Linked DNA regions of Mus musculus: region 2 is linked to region 1. A link is a loop called in an ENCODE intact Hi-C map of the cell type or tissue named here. Cell type or tissue: gastrocnemius. All regions are shown on one strand.

What was found. Hi-C counts contacts between places; a loop is a spot of excess contacts. Peaks named below come from ENCODE experiments on the same cell type or tissue, not always from the same donor. Only the 100,000 strongest peaks of a DNase experiment are listed, where the experiment ranks them.
Region 2: a loop joins it to region 1, with 7 times the contacts of the local background. A loop is called at or near these places in 15 of 42 quality-filtered maps.

The regions. Positions count from the first base shown.
Region 1 is chr9:65,368,096-65,376,095 of GRCm38, reverse strand. Ubap1l (ubiquitin-associated protein 1-like) reads right to left here. Exons shown (of 6, transcript NM_001373909.1): 2 at 6,759-6,993; 3 at 3,968-4,555; 4 at 2,137-2,346. The coding sequence starts at 6,878. Among named protein-coding and RNA genes, the nearest start is that of Ubap1l, 11 kb to the right of the region's middle. In gastrocnemius, a CTCF peak has its summit at 3,454; a DNase peak (open chromatin) is centred at 3,445; H3K4me3 peaks cover 349 bases; H3K27ac peaks cover 2,710 bases.
Region 2 is chr9:65,428,876-65,436,875 of GRCm38, reverse strand. Mtfmt (mitochondrial methionyl-tRNA formyltransferase) reads right to left here and starts at 1,094. Exons shown (of 9, transcript NM_027134.3): 1 at 869-1,094. The coding sequence starts at 1,062. In gastrocnemius, CTCF peaks have their summits at 2,483 (motif pointing left) and 4,422 (motif pointing right); DNase peaks (open chromatin) are centred at 1,102, 2,559 and 4,420; H3K4me3 peaks cover 1,195 bases; H3K27ac peaks cover 816 bases.

The DNA of each region.
Region 1 (8,000 bases):
AGATCGAGCTGGTGAGATGGCTCAGTGGGTTAGAGCACCCGACTGCTCTTCCAAAGGTCCAGAGTTCAAATCCCAGCAACCACATGGTGGCTCACAACCATCCGTAACGAGATCTGACTTCCTCTTCTGGAGTGTCTGAAGACAGCTACAGTGTACTTACATATAATAAATAAATAAATCTTTAAAAAAAAAAAAAAAAAAAAAAAAGAAGTTCAAGATCAAGGCTGAGGAGCTGGCTCAGTGGGTAAGAGTGCTTGCATCATAAATGTGAGGGCCCGAGCTCAAGTGCCCAGCCCCCACATAGAAATCTGGATGCTGCCACATGCGGGCCTAAAACCTCAGCACTGTAGGAGGCAGAAGCAGAAAGCCTGGGGCTTGTTGGCTGCCAGCCTAGCCCTGGGTGCAGTGGGAGAGCTGTCTCAAGGGAACAGAATGACAGACCAGGGTATTTTCTCTGGTCGATCACGCATTTGCACACACACATGCACAAATACTACGCTAGACCACACACACACACACACACACACACACACACACACACACACTAATAAGTTAAAGATCACTCTTAGTTGCATAGTGAGTTTAAAGCCAGTCCTGCCACATGAAATCGTGCCTCCAAAACAAATGTGCTGCCTTTCACCATACCCTGGCCTGCTCACGTCCTCAGCTCCCTTCTTTTCTCAAGGCCTCTGTCCAACTCCCCATCTAAGGCTGGCCTCATTCTCCTCCCAGGAGGCCTCTCTGCAGACTCTGTCTCCCCTGGGCCATCCTTGGGGCTCTTAGGCTCCATCCACCCAGGGCAGTGCACACAGCTTTGCTCTGACTTTATGCCCACTGACTTCTGTCCCACAGTGGCGGAGGTTAAGTCAATCCCTACTGCACCAGCAGGGGAAGCAAAGGAGCCATGTGCATAAAATGAATTAAGAACGGCAAGGAACTCACAGCTTAGTGAAGGAGATAAACCAGACATGGGAGACTACGCCAGTGCCGGGCAAATCAAAGCAGGCTTTATAGGGACAGGTGCCCACCAAAGGAGAGCCATGTGTGTGGCTGGGAAGGAGGAGGTCGGGTTTCTGTTGACCTTCAGGGCTGGCAGGAGCACAGATTGTCTAGCCAGCCATGTGGTTTTCCAACTCTTGGAGCTCCTGGTCTGTTTGTCCCAGCACAGCAAGCAGCAGCTAAGAGCAGGCTGCCTGGAACAGGAGGCTGAATAGCTGCAGACACAAGGAGCTGGGTGCTCCTGAGAGAGGAACTGTGGGACACCCAGACCTGGCTCTCAACATATCTGAAAGCCACTTACCCCCAACACCTTTCACGGCTGAGGACATGGACAGCCTGGCAGAGCTGACAGCTTGTCAAAGAGTCTTAGTCCTTTAAACCTGGACTAGTCTGTGAGGTGGAAATGACTGTACAATGTGAAGGCTAGGCCAGGTGACCTTGAAGTTTTTGCTCTTATACTCTTGGAACTAACTGGACTAGTTTTCTGAAGAAATGTGGTGCAGTTAGTTGGCAAGTATCACCAATCACTGGACTGAGGCAACCGTTCTAACTGAATCAGCAAATATCACATAGAAGTAAGAGACTATCTAGAAAGATGTGATAGTATCTGAGGAGGATACCTTAGGTGGACTTACTTCTGTATGGCCTTTACACATATTTGCATACACTCTCACACTAGCACATACATGGACAAATACACATATACACGTTCTCATAGAGATTGGCCTATTGGAGAGTTCTAGAGAGGTTCTTGGCTGCTTAAAGCTTCTGAATCCGGTATGTGGTACATGGACTAGGAGAAGGGTTTGACTATGGAGATCCTTAAATGGTCACAGGGATTCCTTGGGAAGTCCTGTGGAAAAGAGATCAATAAGGCCTAAAAATTCAATCACTAACTTGGTAATTTGTGCCAGGTTGAGGTTCTACCACTAAAGAGACGTAAGCAAGGGCTGGGCCTCTAGATCAGTGGGAGAGAGCTCGCCTACTATGTGCAGGGCCCTGTGCTGATCCCCAACACTGCAAGAGGGGGCACGGGAGAGGGGAGAGAGGAAGCAAGACCTTGATCAAGTTAGAGGGGAAAAGCCATTTGACCTTTCCTGACTCTAGCATGCACTCCTCAACCCCGGGCCCACTCACCTGGCTCAGGCTCTGCCTCCCTGTCTTCTGCAGTGCCTCCATGGCCCTTCCCAGGGGATAGCCCAAGGCGACCACTGGCCCAATGAGGTCTTGCTCCTCTTCGGTCAGGGCAGACAGCAGGTCGGGTGCTGAATCAGGATGCAGTCTACAGGAGACGAGGGGCTGGGGTGTCTCCCTCAGAGGTGGTAAGCAGGTGTATGGGCTGAGGGACTGAAATACAGACAGGATGGCATGTCAGCAACCAGAGGAGGTCACAGTCAGCTGGGCTGAATATCTTAAGATGTGGCTTTGTGTCCTACTTTCTACACTGCAGAGAGCGTTGGGTCCTGCAGGCTCCAGGTCTCAGTCTCTGTTCCCTTTCTCAGATGCCAACAGAGCCATCTTGGAACTACCTCATCAGACTGTTAGGAGGCATAAATCTGAGCCTGAGCAAGGTGATTAATTAGCAAAGGGCCCAGTGTGCAGAAGCTGTCAGCAAAAGCTACTGTTTCACTTAGGGCTTGCGACACTGCAAATGAAATATGACCGGTAGCCTAGATGTGGTGGTACATGCCCATAATCATAGCTACTTGGGAGCTGAGGCAGGAGGATTGCTTGGCTCCTGGAATTCAAGTTGAGCTTGGGTAGCATAGTGAGAGGCCAGATGAGGAAGAAAGACAAAAGGCAGACCAAGTACATAGCTCGGTTGGTAGCATGCTTGCCTAGAATGCACAAGGTCCTGGGTTCGGTCCTTAACATCTCATACACAGAGCTTGGCAGTGTATACTGTAATCCCAGATGCAAGAGGATAAATAGTTCGAGGTTATCCTCATCTACCATTACATAGCAAGTTTGAGGTCAACCTGGGCTACATAAGATTGAAAGCCAGGCTCAGAGGAGTCAGTGACCCAACACACAGTGCACATTTGTGATATGAATCCACCTTGAGGCTGCCAGACCCAGTGACTTAGTGAGAGGAGCTATCTCCCCAGCCACACTCCTAGACAAATGGATGGACCTGGAGGGCATCATCCTGAGTGAGGTAACCCAATCACAAAAGAACTCACATGATATGTACTCACTGATAAGTGGATATTAGCCCAGAAACTTAGAATACCCAAGATATAAGATACAGTTTGTAAAACACATGAAACTCAAGAAGAACGAAGACCAAAGTGTAGACACTTTGTCCCTTCTTAGAATTGGGAACAAAACACCCATGGAAGGAGTTACTGAATTATTTCTGATTGAGCCACCAAGCTTCTACAGGCCTTCTCCGTGGGGGAAACTTTAGATCTAAGTCTTCAACTGGCATTCATTGAGCGCCCCCTGTCTGTAGGGCCTACTGTTAGGTGCCCAGGAAACAAAAATGAATGTTATCCCAAACCGCACCTAAAAGAATTCATATTCCACTGCAAGAGAAAGATGGGACTTGAAACTGTGGTTATTAATTATTGTGATGTGTGCCCCTGTGTGAAATCAAGAGAAGGGGGAGCCTCCAGGTAGAATATACTAGACTGCAGGAAGGACCACAGGGCCGGGTGGGAGAAGGTTACAAAGCACTGTATGAGCCGGGCGTGGGGGTGCACACCTTTAATCCCAGCACTCGGGAGGCAGAGGCAGGCGGATTTCTGAGTTCGAGGCCAGTCTGGTCTACAAAGTGAGTTCCAGGCCAGCCAGGGCTACACAGAGAAAACCTGTCTCGAAAAACAAAACAAAAAACAAACAAACAAACAAAAAAAGCACTGTATAGGGGGGAAAAAAGCACTGTATGGAAGAAGGACCCTAGGTTGGGGACCCTTAACCTGGAGGCCTTGGCTTGGAGCCTGTGGCCTTGGAGGAGAGTTCTTACAGCAACTGTGGGCTTGTGGTTCCGCAATGGAGGCATGGCGCCGGCGGTGGCGGGTCGTGGAGGCAGCTCCGAGACATTTGGGAGCTGTGGTGCTGGGCCAGGGGCTGGAGCCGGGCTGGTGCTCAGGCTCAGTGTGCGATGGCCGCGGAAGCGGTGCAGGAGGGCTCGAGGACACGCGGTTAGTCTACTCTCCGAGAGCCGCCGCCTGGCGTCAGCCAGCTCAGACCTCATGTTTCGCAGCACATCCAGGGAGCAGCGACGATGGCTTGTAGGGGAGCCGGGCTGAGGGCTGCTGGAGTCCATGCCCTCCTCACAGGCAGAGGAGGTGTCTTCCTCGTCCCCCTTCTCTTCTGTTTCTTCTTCCTCCTCCTCCTCCTCTTCCTCCTCTTCTTCAGGAGGTTCTTGCAGTCCAGCCTCTGGGTCTCTGATTTGAGCAGGTGCAGGCACCTGACTGTATTTTGGACTGGCCAGTAAGAACCAGGCTGGAGGGGCTGATGCAATCCCCAGGTCATTGCACTGATGGGAGCAAGATCCTCGGATGGCTGCTTCCACCCAAAAGAGAGCCTTCTTTTCCAGGCTGAAGTCATACTGCAGAGAGATGAACAACATGAGGCTCAGCTGTGGCAAGCCACGGCCATGGGGCCACAGCCCTCAGTGCTTGCTTGGGGACCCTGTTCAATTGTCAGTTGGGGAAATTTCCTGGCTCTAAACTTCAGGTATCCTCAGGGCCCACTTCCATCTTCCCTTACAGATGTTTCTGAGGCCAACAGATGTCAAAACGATTTAGTGATAAACCCTGGCAAGAAGGTCAAATCAAGTGAATTAATAATCATGCTAAAATGCCAATATTTAAAAACCCTCCTCTCAAGGCTGGGGAGATGGCTCAGTGGTGAAGAACACTGGCTGCTCTTCCAAAGGACTTTGGTTTAATTCCCAGCACCCACATGTCAGCTCACAACTGTCTGTAACTCCAGTTCCAGGGTATCTGACACTGTCACACAGACATACCATGCTGGCAGAACACCAATGCACAGAAAATTGAACACACACACACACACACACACACACACACACAAAATAAAATAAAACCATTCACCATTCAATATGTCACCGAGCAATAGCTACCTCAAAACACTCCACTAGAGTTCTTGGGGCCTGGGGGCTTAGTTCCGATGGCTTGGTGCTCGCTTAGTGCACACAAAGCTCTGGGTTCCAACCCCGGCACCACGCAGACAGGGCATGGCTGTGCACACCTGTGAGCTCAGCCCTTGGGAAGCAGAGGTTTGAAACCAGGAATTCAAGGTTCTTCTTGGCCTCAGAGTGATTTAAGACCATCCTGGGCTACATGAAGCCCTGTCTCAAAACAAAAACAAAAACAAAAACAAAAACAAAACAAAACAAAACAAAACAAACAAACCAGCAATTACTGAATAAATCTTCATTCTCAGGACCTCGGGTTTCTCGTGAGCAAAACTGTTAAGAGCTGGACTCCTTTTTATTACTGTCTTGTTTTTGACATGTGTCTCACTATGTAGCCCAGGCTGTATGGGAACACAGCTCTTCCTGCCTCGGCCTCCTAAATACTTGGATTGAATAGCACGTGCTACCATGCACAGGAGCTCCAGCCCAGCTCCAAAGTTCCTGGGAACTTTAATTTTTAATATCTGTGTCTACCCTATGATATATCTATGCTATAATATGGGTAACTCTTCCACCTTAGCTACTGTTACAGCCCTATGTTTTATTATGAATGCAACATATATCTCTCCCCTATATCTTTAAGTAAACTCATTTCCATAGAAAGTTAAATCATGTTTATCCTGAGGTTGCCTGTGACACCCACCCTGCAGAGCGCAAGAAGCTTTCAGGCCTCCAGCAGTGTGCTCTGTCTGTGGACTACTAATCCGTCCTAATGTGCAAGCAGAGCTACTTACACCTTTTTTTTTGGGGGGGGGGGGGGGGGGCAGGGCCTCTCTATGTAGCCCTGGCTGTCCTGGAACTTGATCTGTAGACCAGGCTCCACCGGCCTCTGCCTCCCGAGTGCTGGGATTAAAACTGTGCACCCATATGCCGGGGCCTAGCAAACACAGAAGTGGATGCTCACAGTCAGCTAATGGATGGATCATAGGGCTCCCAATGGAGGAGCTAGAGAAAGTAGCCAAGGAGCTAAAGGGATCTGCAACCCTATAGGTGGAACAACATTATGAACTAACCAGTACCCCGGAGCTCTTGACTCTAGCTGCATATATATCAAAAGATGGCCTAGTCGGCCATCACTGGAAAGAGAGGCCCATTGGACTTGCAAACTTTATATGCCCCAGTACAGGGGAACACCAGGGCCAAAAAGGGGGAGTGGGTGGGCAGGGGAGTGGGGGTGGGTGGATATGCGGGACTTTTGGTATAGCATTGGAAATGTAAATGAGCTAAATACCTAATAAAAAATGGAAAAAAAAACAAAAAACTGTGCACCCAGCTAGCTGCTTGTACTTTTAACAGAGGATTCTGGAGATGGAGTCTTATCAAGAGGGACTCTAACAGCTGATGAGGAGACGAACCAGAGTATGCTGGCAGTGACAAGCACTTCACACAGGTCGCTCACACAGCTCCCAGCTGACCTAGGGAAACAACCTCACAGCCCAGACACCAGTCTTCTCCATGGAAGTTAGTGACTTGTTTCACACTCCCTAGACTCTGGGAAAGCAACCCAAGCTTCCCTTTACAATCATGAGACAGGCCCCAGGGGCTCAGCCTCAGGCCTTAGAGCCAAGAGCAAAGTTAGACACTCACTTACCATTGTGCCCAGCAGGAGCTCTCTACAGTCCGGGACACTGAGCTCAGGCACGGGGTGGGGCTCTGTGTCCATCACAAAGCCCTTGGACACCTTGAAGGGGACACCATCGAGGGCATTCATTCTTCCAGAGAATGGTGGGACAGTCTCAGAAGTAAGTGGCCAGACAGCAGGGAGAGGCTGTAGAGTCCTCAGAACTGGGCTCAGGCCACACTCACCTATGTGGTGGCCCTCACAGCTGGAAGGAAAAGATGTAGCGGCCAGTGTTGTACAGAGAAGAAATGAGTAAACCCCACAGCATCCACATTGGCTGCTTTCTGTCTAAGATACAGTATCAGGCATGCCCAAGCCAGACCCATAGGCTGCATGCACCCCAAGATAGCTATGAACAGGGCTCAATAGAAAACTAGAAACATACTTAAAACATTATGAGATTATTTTTCAATTATTGCCTTGGTTTGATAATTCAAACCCGTGTCATTCTTCGAGAGTTGTCCTCTAACCTCCACATACGTGCTGTGGTGTATATGCATGTGCACATATACACAATAATAAAATGTAAGTTTTTTAAAGAACAACAAAATAAAGTATACATCTCTATAGGCTAAAAGGCAATGTCCTCAACCGAGGAAAGAATATCTAACCGTCTACAGCAAACACCCCATTCCACAGGAAATAATGAAAGGTGCACTCAAGACTGGAGGTGACACAAGGGGGTCAGACCACCGGCTCTTCTGTTCAGCATGACGCCAGATGCTAGCTTGTACAAAGGGGGAAAAGCTAATACAGATACAGATTGCAAAGAAGGAAAAAACAACCATTATTTGTAGATGACACAGTTATAGGAGCCAAGTCCAAAGGAATCTAACAGAACTCTTAGAATTAGTAACACGACTTACAAAGGACACCGGAGACACAGTCAACACCAACAGTAAACTGTATTCTTCTGTGCAAACAACAAACCATGTAAAAGCATTTTTTAAATGTAATTAAAGAAGCAGGACCTGGTGGTGCACACCTCTAATCCCAGCACTGGGAGAAAGAGGGGGGCATCTTTGAGAGTTTGAGGGCAGCCTGGTCTATAAAGAGAGTTCATGGATAGCTGGAGCTGTTATACAGAGAAATCCTGTCTCGAAAAACCAAGATAAATGCATACATACAATTAATTAAAGAGTAACTTATTAAAAATAGACAACTGGGGGCTGGCGAGATGGCTCAGTGGTTAAGAGTACTGACTGCTCTTCC
Region 2 (8,000 bases), 61 kb before region 1:
TTAGAGCTAAAATAATTAAGATTTTTTGCAACCAACACACAGGGTTTAAATTTAATAATTTAAAAATTAAATTGTCTTTTATTATTATTATTGTGTGCATGGTGTGGGCATGTGCTATTATTACTGTGTGCGTGTGTGCAGGCGTATGCTACAGCATGTGTGTGGAAATGAGAGGAAAACTTTCAGAAGTCAGCTCTCTTCTTACAGCATCCACAGGGTGTAGCTCACAAGGGCCTGTCACTCCAGCTCCAGGGAATGGGACACTCACTTTAGGCCTCCACAGGCACCAACACGTACATGCTCATAGACACACACACATACAAATAAAATCTCAAAGTAAAAATCTTATTTAAAAAGAAAAGTGTTTGTAGGAAGGCAGGGATGGAGGCGAGATAAGTGCCTGGAAACCAGGGACCGATAAATAACCAAATATCCTTCCAGGGAAGTGGGGCGGTAGACACAGCAGCCTTTCAGGAAAGGGTGAATTACAAATAACTTTCTTCCTAGTAGACAAGGTTAGTTAAATCGCATAAATATTATATGTATATGAAACTGTTCTAACTTAGAAATGTATTCATTTGAAAACACAGGCGTGTAAAAGGGCAAGGAAACGGAGGCCACCAACACCAGGAAGGGACGAACTTTGGAGTCACAGCCCTTTTCAGCTAACCGGCTCCGCCCACGACCCTGGGTACTGGCCGGGCCTCTCCAGGTACCGGTTCCCAGGCTCGGGGAGATGGAGGGTCTGCTGGCAGATGCTGCAGGAGCCACAGGAGCTCTGCCGGCCGGGACCCAACAGGGCGCCTTCCCGGGACCTCGCTGCCCTGGGGTCGCCACCGCGGCTCGGCGTGGGACCCTGCCCCGGTACCTGGCGGCGTGCAGCGCCCGCAGCGTTTCCCGGGCAAAGTGGTCGGTGCCGAGGAACAGCACCCGCCAAGGCGGCTTCTCGCGGACTCGGGAACCTCGGCCGTCCTTCCCGTCGAACCCGGCAGGTGCTTGACAGGAACAGCGTGGCCTCCTTCCCATCAGCCACCGACCCCAGCAGCACCGCGGAAGGAGCATCACCTCGGCCCGCAGCGGCCCACCATGCGCATGCGTGCCCATGGTGGGGGGCGGAGCAAAGAGCTCAAAGGCCCAAGCACGCGCAGACGACAAGGCGGGGCCTGCCGCTTTGGAGGCGTGGCTCAACTGAAGAACCACTAAGGAAGAAATTTGAGGGGACTTTGATGTGTATTATTCAGCCAAGCTCTTCAAAGAACACTGCAGATATATACACACAAGCAAGACACTCATATGAATAAAACAAACCTTTAAAAGAAACTATTTTTTAAAACTTTACAAATTTTTTTTTAATTTATTTTTGTTTTACGTGCTTTGGTGCTTTGCCTGCATGCATGTCTGTGTAAGAGTGTGGAATCCCCTACAACTCGAGACAGTTCTGAGCTGCCACATGGGCCTGGGAATTGAACCTGGGTCCTATGGAAGGGAAGCCAGTGCTCTTAACTGCTGAGCCATCTCTGCAACGAGGGGTCCTGTCCCTCCAGCTCCAAAGCCATGATCCTAACCATTCGACCTGAACAGCAATCTTAACTACTAAGCAACTCAGGATTTCCACACCCAATGAAACTAAGGTTTGCTCACCTGTCTGAAGTCACTTCAGGAATCCAAGACTCTTAGATTCTCAGGCCTCCCATGTGGGATGCCATAGGGAGACTGTAGGGAAACGGAGGGGTGAGGGCTATCTGCTGAAGACCTCTGAAGACCATGGTGTGCAGATAGATATGTGTTTCCAAGGTACACTGGGGTCCTTAACATGGGTCATGCTTGTGACGCTGGCTCTGGCTATAGAGCAGCATCAGGTTCCTCTCTCATCTAATTCCTGTCACATGGCCTGAAAGCCAGAGGCCCTGGAGCAGTCTTTCATTTAGTTTTGAGGATCCCTGCTTCTGTGCCCTTGAGCGTTCCATCCACCTCACATTTCCTCTCTTCCTCACTAAATGGTATCCATTTTTCAGTGCTAAGACAACACCCTCCCTGAGGCCTTGAACTCCTACCTCACAGATTCAATAATTTTTTTCTCCATGTGTCCCCTCAAAACTGAGAGCGGCTTTGTTTGCCATAGTTGTGGAAAGTTGGCCAATGTGTGCCCAGAGAGCGGCAAATTCCTTGGGCTAAGTAGAAAAGAGAGGCAAAGATTATGATGCTGCTAGCCGGTGCATCTGACCATATGAGGGAAATGAGATGTGATGCCAAGCCGTATCCTCCTCTGATCAAGTCAGTCCCAGAATCCTAACTTAGGGGAAGTGGAACATGATTCTGACACTCAAGGTGCTGTCTTTTGAATACCGACTGAAGGTGTGACCTACTGGAGCTGGAGAGACGGCTCAGTGGTTAAGATGCTCGCTGTTCTTGCAGAGGACCTGAGTTTGTTTTCTAGCACACACATTGCCAGATCTAGGAGACTCACTGCCCTCTTCTGGCCCCTGCAGGCACTGCAGTCATGCGACAAACACACCACTAAAAAGCAAAATCTTCAAGTATGGGTCTGGAGAGATGGGTCAGCAAGTAAGAGCACAGGGTGCTCTAACAAAGGACTCCTGTTTAATTCCTGTACCCACATGGTGGCTCACAACCACCTGTAACTCCAGGGCATCCTCTCCTGGCCTCTGAGGGCATTGCAGGCACAATGTGCACTCGGTGCACAGACATAGGCACAAGGCTGATGTAGTTTATTTTCAGCAGCTCAAGCTCTCCCACGTAGCTGTGCCACAAACGCTGCCTCCTGCCGCTCACAGCACCCTCTGCCTACCACACAACTAGCTTGTTGGAGCAAGAGGCTAGCATTAATCTTTTCTTCATAGAGCAGCCTATTGCTACTGACTGGCACCTTTCTGTCCCTGTTTGCTTGTTTGTGTGAGGCAGGGTCTGGTCTTGCTGTGTCTTCGATGCTGGCCAAGACCTTGTGATCCTCCCACAGTAAACTTCTTAGAGGAGGAGGAGAAGGAGGAGGAGAAGGAGGAGGAGGAGGAGGAGGAGGAGGAGGAGGAGGAGGAGGAGGAGGGAGAGGAGGAGGGGGGAGGAGGAGGAGAGGAGGAGAAGGAGGAGGGAGAGGAGGAGGAGGAAAAAGAGGAGAAGGAGGAGGAGGAGAAGGAGGAGGAGGGAGAGGAGGAGGGAGAGGAGGAGGGAGAGGAGGAGGGAGAGATGGAGGAGGAGGAGAAGCTGAATATGATATGAGTGTAAAGATGGAGTTTTCCCTAAATACAAAATGAAATTTTGTTTTGTCTTTTGAAAGGGGCTTCTCTGCACAGCCCTGTTGTCCTGCAACTCACTCTGTACACCACGCTGGCCTCAAACTCAGAGATCTACTCACCTTTGCCTCCTGAGTGCTGGGATTAAACATGTGCTTCACTACTGTCTGGTTCAAAAACGAAAAAAAAATTTTTTAAGTTCTTCATAGTGAGTTAGACACATAAGAACCTGACCCTTCCAAGTGCAGATAAATTCCTCACTGGATTCGCTTTCAGCACAGAGATGAGCTGCAAGGCCAAGGAGATCTGTGTAATAAATGTTTGTACATCTGTATCCTCCAGGCACTGCTGACAGCACTGCTGTCTATGAGATCAGAGTGGCTGTGATCACCCACTAGAGACCTTCATAAGATCAGGCCCAGCCACATTCCCGTGTGGGATCAGGGGAAGCCCACTCCTGTCTGAGGATACAAAGTGGTGAACAGTGGCTGCTGAGGAGGCTCTTCCTCAGTGTACAACTGCCTGTAAGGTGTCCGTGCTCCTGTGACTGACCTAATTAAACACGCTGGATCTTTAGGCTTAGACGGAATGATTTCTTTGGTCTGTGATTGGTGCTCTATCTAGGACAAATAAACATTTGCCTTTCCCTGAAAAAAAAAAAAGGGCACACACCATTAGGACATCCACAAAGCATATCTAAGGTATTGGAAGCCAGACAATGAGTTTCTGATCAGTGTTTTAGTTTTCAGATATTTCTTCTGGAAAGTTCTTCAGCTCCATAGAAAACTGGTATGTGGAAGTAGCCTAATCCCCCTTGAACCATTCTTCCATGTTCCCACCATCTTACAATGTTGCCATATGTCTATTTTCTGTGGGACAAGGAAACCAGCCATAGGATAAATGTGTATACCTGTGCTTGCATGTGCTCATATTTAGTCAACCATTTGGTGTTGGGTCAAAAAGAGGAGCAGCTGGAGCCCCCCCGGGGGGCAGGAAGTAAGAGCAAAAGCTTTTGCCTCCATCAGGGGAAGCAATGCCTCAGGACCAGGGGAAATACATGCTATGCATAGGCACCAGCCCAGTATCAGGGTCACAGACTTAACCCACAGTGCCCACTGAGCCATTTGGGATGCCCTTCAAGCACCACTATGGACTCTCGGTTGTTGTTGCAGGAAAATTCCACAAGAGGGCGATGTCACCAACCTTTTCCCTTGTTGAGGATGGCAGACTGGCTCTCTGCTGTGTCTATTGCCTGTGTAACTTCAGCAGATTTTACTCTGATTGGCTTACTTTCCTTGTAAGTAGTTCACAAACACTAAGTAGCGTCACATTTTATAAAAACAAGAATTTTTATAAAATAAAAATTTGAAAGGAGACAATATGTTCCCCAATTCCTTCTTTGAAGAACAGTTCAGTATACACTCTATTCAGTATATACTCTATTCAGTGAACACAGAAGAGAACTGTTCTTTTAGTATAAAGCACCTCTGCTCACTGCCACAAAGAATTAAGGAGGCTGCAGGTTTGAGAAGCTCATATTTTGACTGATTTAGAGAATGCCAAACACTTAGATAAATTTATAATAAGTGAAAATCACTTGGGAAAGCCAGACATGGTGGCTCACAGCTGCAAATCAGCATTCAGAAGGCTGAGGCAAGAGGATTGCCAGGAGTTAATGACAGGCTGGGACACTTAGCCAAACCTTGACTTGAAAACCAAACAAAAACAATTTCTTGAGGGAAACAAGGTGAAGCAAGAAAGGAAAAGTGTGTTCGGATAAAACACCAAGGAGTCAGAGTTGAGTGTGGGGTACACAGGCCTTTAATCCCAGCACACGGGAGGCCCAGGTGAACAGCTCTCTATAGATTCAAAGCCAGCCTGGGCTACATTGTGAATTCTAAGTTACCAACCCAACCCAAATCAAACTACAACAACAACAACCCCTGAAGAATCAGTTAATTGTGCTGATTACTAAGACAATTCATTCAAGAAATGAAAGACAGATAAACGTGCCCCAGACAGTGGTGCACATCTGTAATCCTGGCACCCTTGGGAGAGAGGCTGAAGCTGGAGAGTCTAGAGCTCCAGGCAGGCTGGGCTACATAGTGAGACCTTGTCTTAAAATACATTTTTTTTTTGAAAAGAGAGAAAGAGAGAAAGGAAGGAAGAAAGGAAGAGAAGAAATACATATATATTAGGCTGTCCCTGAGGACATTTTCTGTTTAAACATTTTTATTTTATTTCATTTACTTATTTAAATATCTCTTTATTTTATTTTATATGTATGAGTATTTTGCTTGCACGCAGATATGCATGTCTGGTAGAATAGATCCCCTGGAACTGGAATTACCGACAGTTGTAAGCTGTCATGAAGGTGGTGGGAATTGAACCCCAGATCTCTAGAGGAGCAACCAGTGCCCTTAACCACTGAACCATCTCTCCAGTCCTGTGTAAACCTTTTTAGAGCAAGGGCAGGCAGGATGGCTCAGTGGTTAAGTACTTGCCCCACAAATGTGAGGATCTGAGTCCAGACCCCAGAGCTCCTGGGCGTGCCTTGATCCCAGAGCTACAAATGTGCAGCAGAGTCCTGAGAATCCCCAGACGCTTGATGGTCCGCCAGCCTGGCCTGTGCGGCCATGTTTCAGGCCAGTGAGAGATCTTGCCTCAAACAAAAGGTGGAAAGTACCCATGGACCAGCATCAGAGAGTGTCCTTTGACCTTCATCAGCTACACACTCCCCCCCACCCCACCCCACCCCACCCCACACAGACTTTAAATGGAGACATTAAAGTTACATTGTTATGTTTGATAAACAATAGAATGTCATGGGATTGAAAGCCCAAGTAAGGCACTTGGACAGTTTGTGTGTCTGTGTCAAGCTGACAGCAAAAACAACCAGCACCATACATTCTCACTTCAGGCCATTCTACCCTATCAGTTTTTGACTTCTGGATTCTGTGTGGAGTCTACTTTGATTAAAAAAAAATGGTTAAGTTGGTCATGGTGACTCATGTCTGTAATCCTAGCACTTGGAGAGCTGAGGCAAGAGAGTTACAGAGAGTTCAAGCCCAGCCTGGGCTACATACAGGTTTGTTTGGGGTCAACAACCTAAGCTACAGAGTAAGATTCTGTCTTAAATAAATAAGTAGGTAAATAAACAAATAAATAGGAAAAGAAGTTCAAACATCTGATTTTATAGAGTATAAGACTAAGTGATTGTAAGTATATTCTGGTGATTATAATCAATAAGAGTTAAAAATCCCTTATGCTTATCTAATAGGTCATCACATTAGCAATGACCACAGCAATACCAGACATATGACTAATACTTCTAGGAACAGTTGTATACAAGTTTTATTGCAGAAATGTTTTCAGTTCTTTTGGGCAGATTCCCAAAAGGGGAACTGTTATCAGGTGTGTCCAACCTGAGGCCCATGGGCCCCATGTGTCCCAGCATAGCCGAGTGTGCCACAAAACAGTTAGATGGCATCATCTTGTAATGTCAGAGAGTTGGGGGCCAGTGAGATGGCTCAGCAGGTGAAGGTGTTTGTCACCAAGCCCCAGAATTCACTTGGTGGAAGAAATAACTACCACAGGTTGGCCTCTGGCGGCTCACGTGTGTCACGTGACATAGTCATAGCCGTGTACAAACTCAAGTAAATAAATGAAAATATAAAGAGAAAAGCCTTTTAACTTAAACGTTCTAAGAAATAAAATGTAAAGTAAAACACTTGGCAGCTCTGGTAACTGTTTTCCAAAAAGGTTGTATCAGGGCTCGAGAGCTGGCTTAGTGGTTAAGAGCGCTGGCTGCTCTTCCAGAGGCTCTGAGTTCATCCCCCTGCACCCAGAGGGACTGCTAACAAAACTCCAGTTCCAGGAGATCTGACTTCCTCTTCTGGCCTACCTTGGCACTGCACACATATGGTATATAGACATGCACATAAAATAAAAATAGTAAATATTTTTTAAAGCCTCTTCCTTCAGATACATGTGCTTTTTTGAGAGAGTATTTGGGTATAGGCTCCAAATTTACAGGGTCAGGATCTATACTACTGAGAACTGCTTGCAAAATGGCTGTCCCATTTTGCCTTCCTGTTGGCAGTAACTGGGAATCTTAACTATTGATACTGCAAGAAAAACAGAAACCTCAGGCTTCCCAGTGGAACCGATGTCATTGCACGTGCCCACCTGTCAGGCTGTACCTGAGCACTTCAGTCTCAGGATTCCTGATTCCTTATCTAGCAGCAGATAATTCCAGAAATGTGAAATGCTGGCTGAAGCACCATATACCGATAGACAACTTAAGGGTTTTACAAATGCATAGGCAAAAGATTACTTCTCTGGGCCACATCCTATGCCAATAGGTCTTTGTCCGTTACGGAAGTCTCTGTGTGAGTCTGAGTTAAATAGAACAGCCTTTACAATTCAGACTCACCATCTGCATGAATGCGCAAGCTCAGTCATGTTGTATTTATTAGGAAACCCTTCCTAAAGTGGAAGCTGAGCTTAGAAATTAACCGCAGGGTGGGTGCCAGGGCTCCGGCAGGTATGCTTGTCTCTGCTCTGTTGGCCTGCAGGCTTCCCTCTGTTTTTGCTTTTGTTTTGTTTTTAATGTAAAAAGTGATCAGGGCTGGAGAGATGTCTCTGCGGTTAAGAGTATTAACTGAGCCAGGCAGTGGTGGCGCACACCTTTAATCCCAGCACTTGGGAGGCAGAGGCAGGTGTATTTCTGAGTTCAAGGCCAGTCTGGTC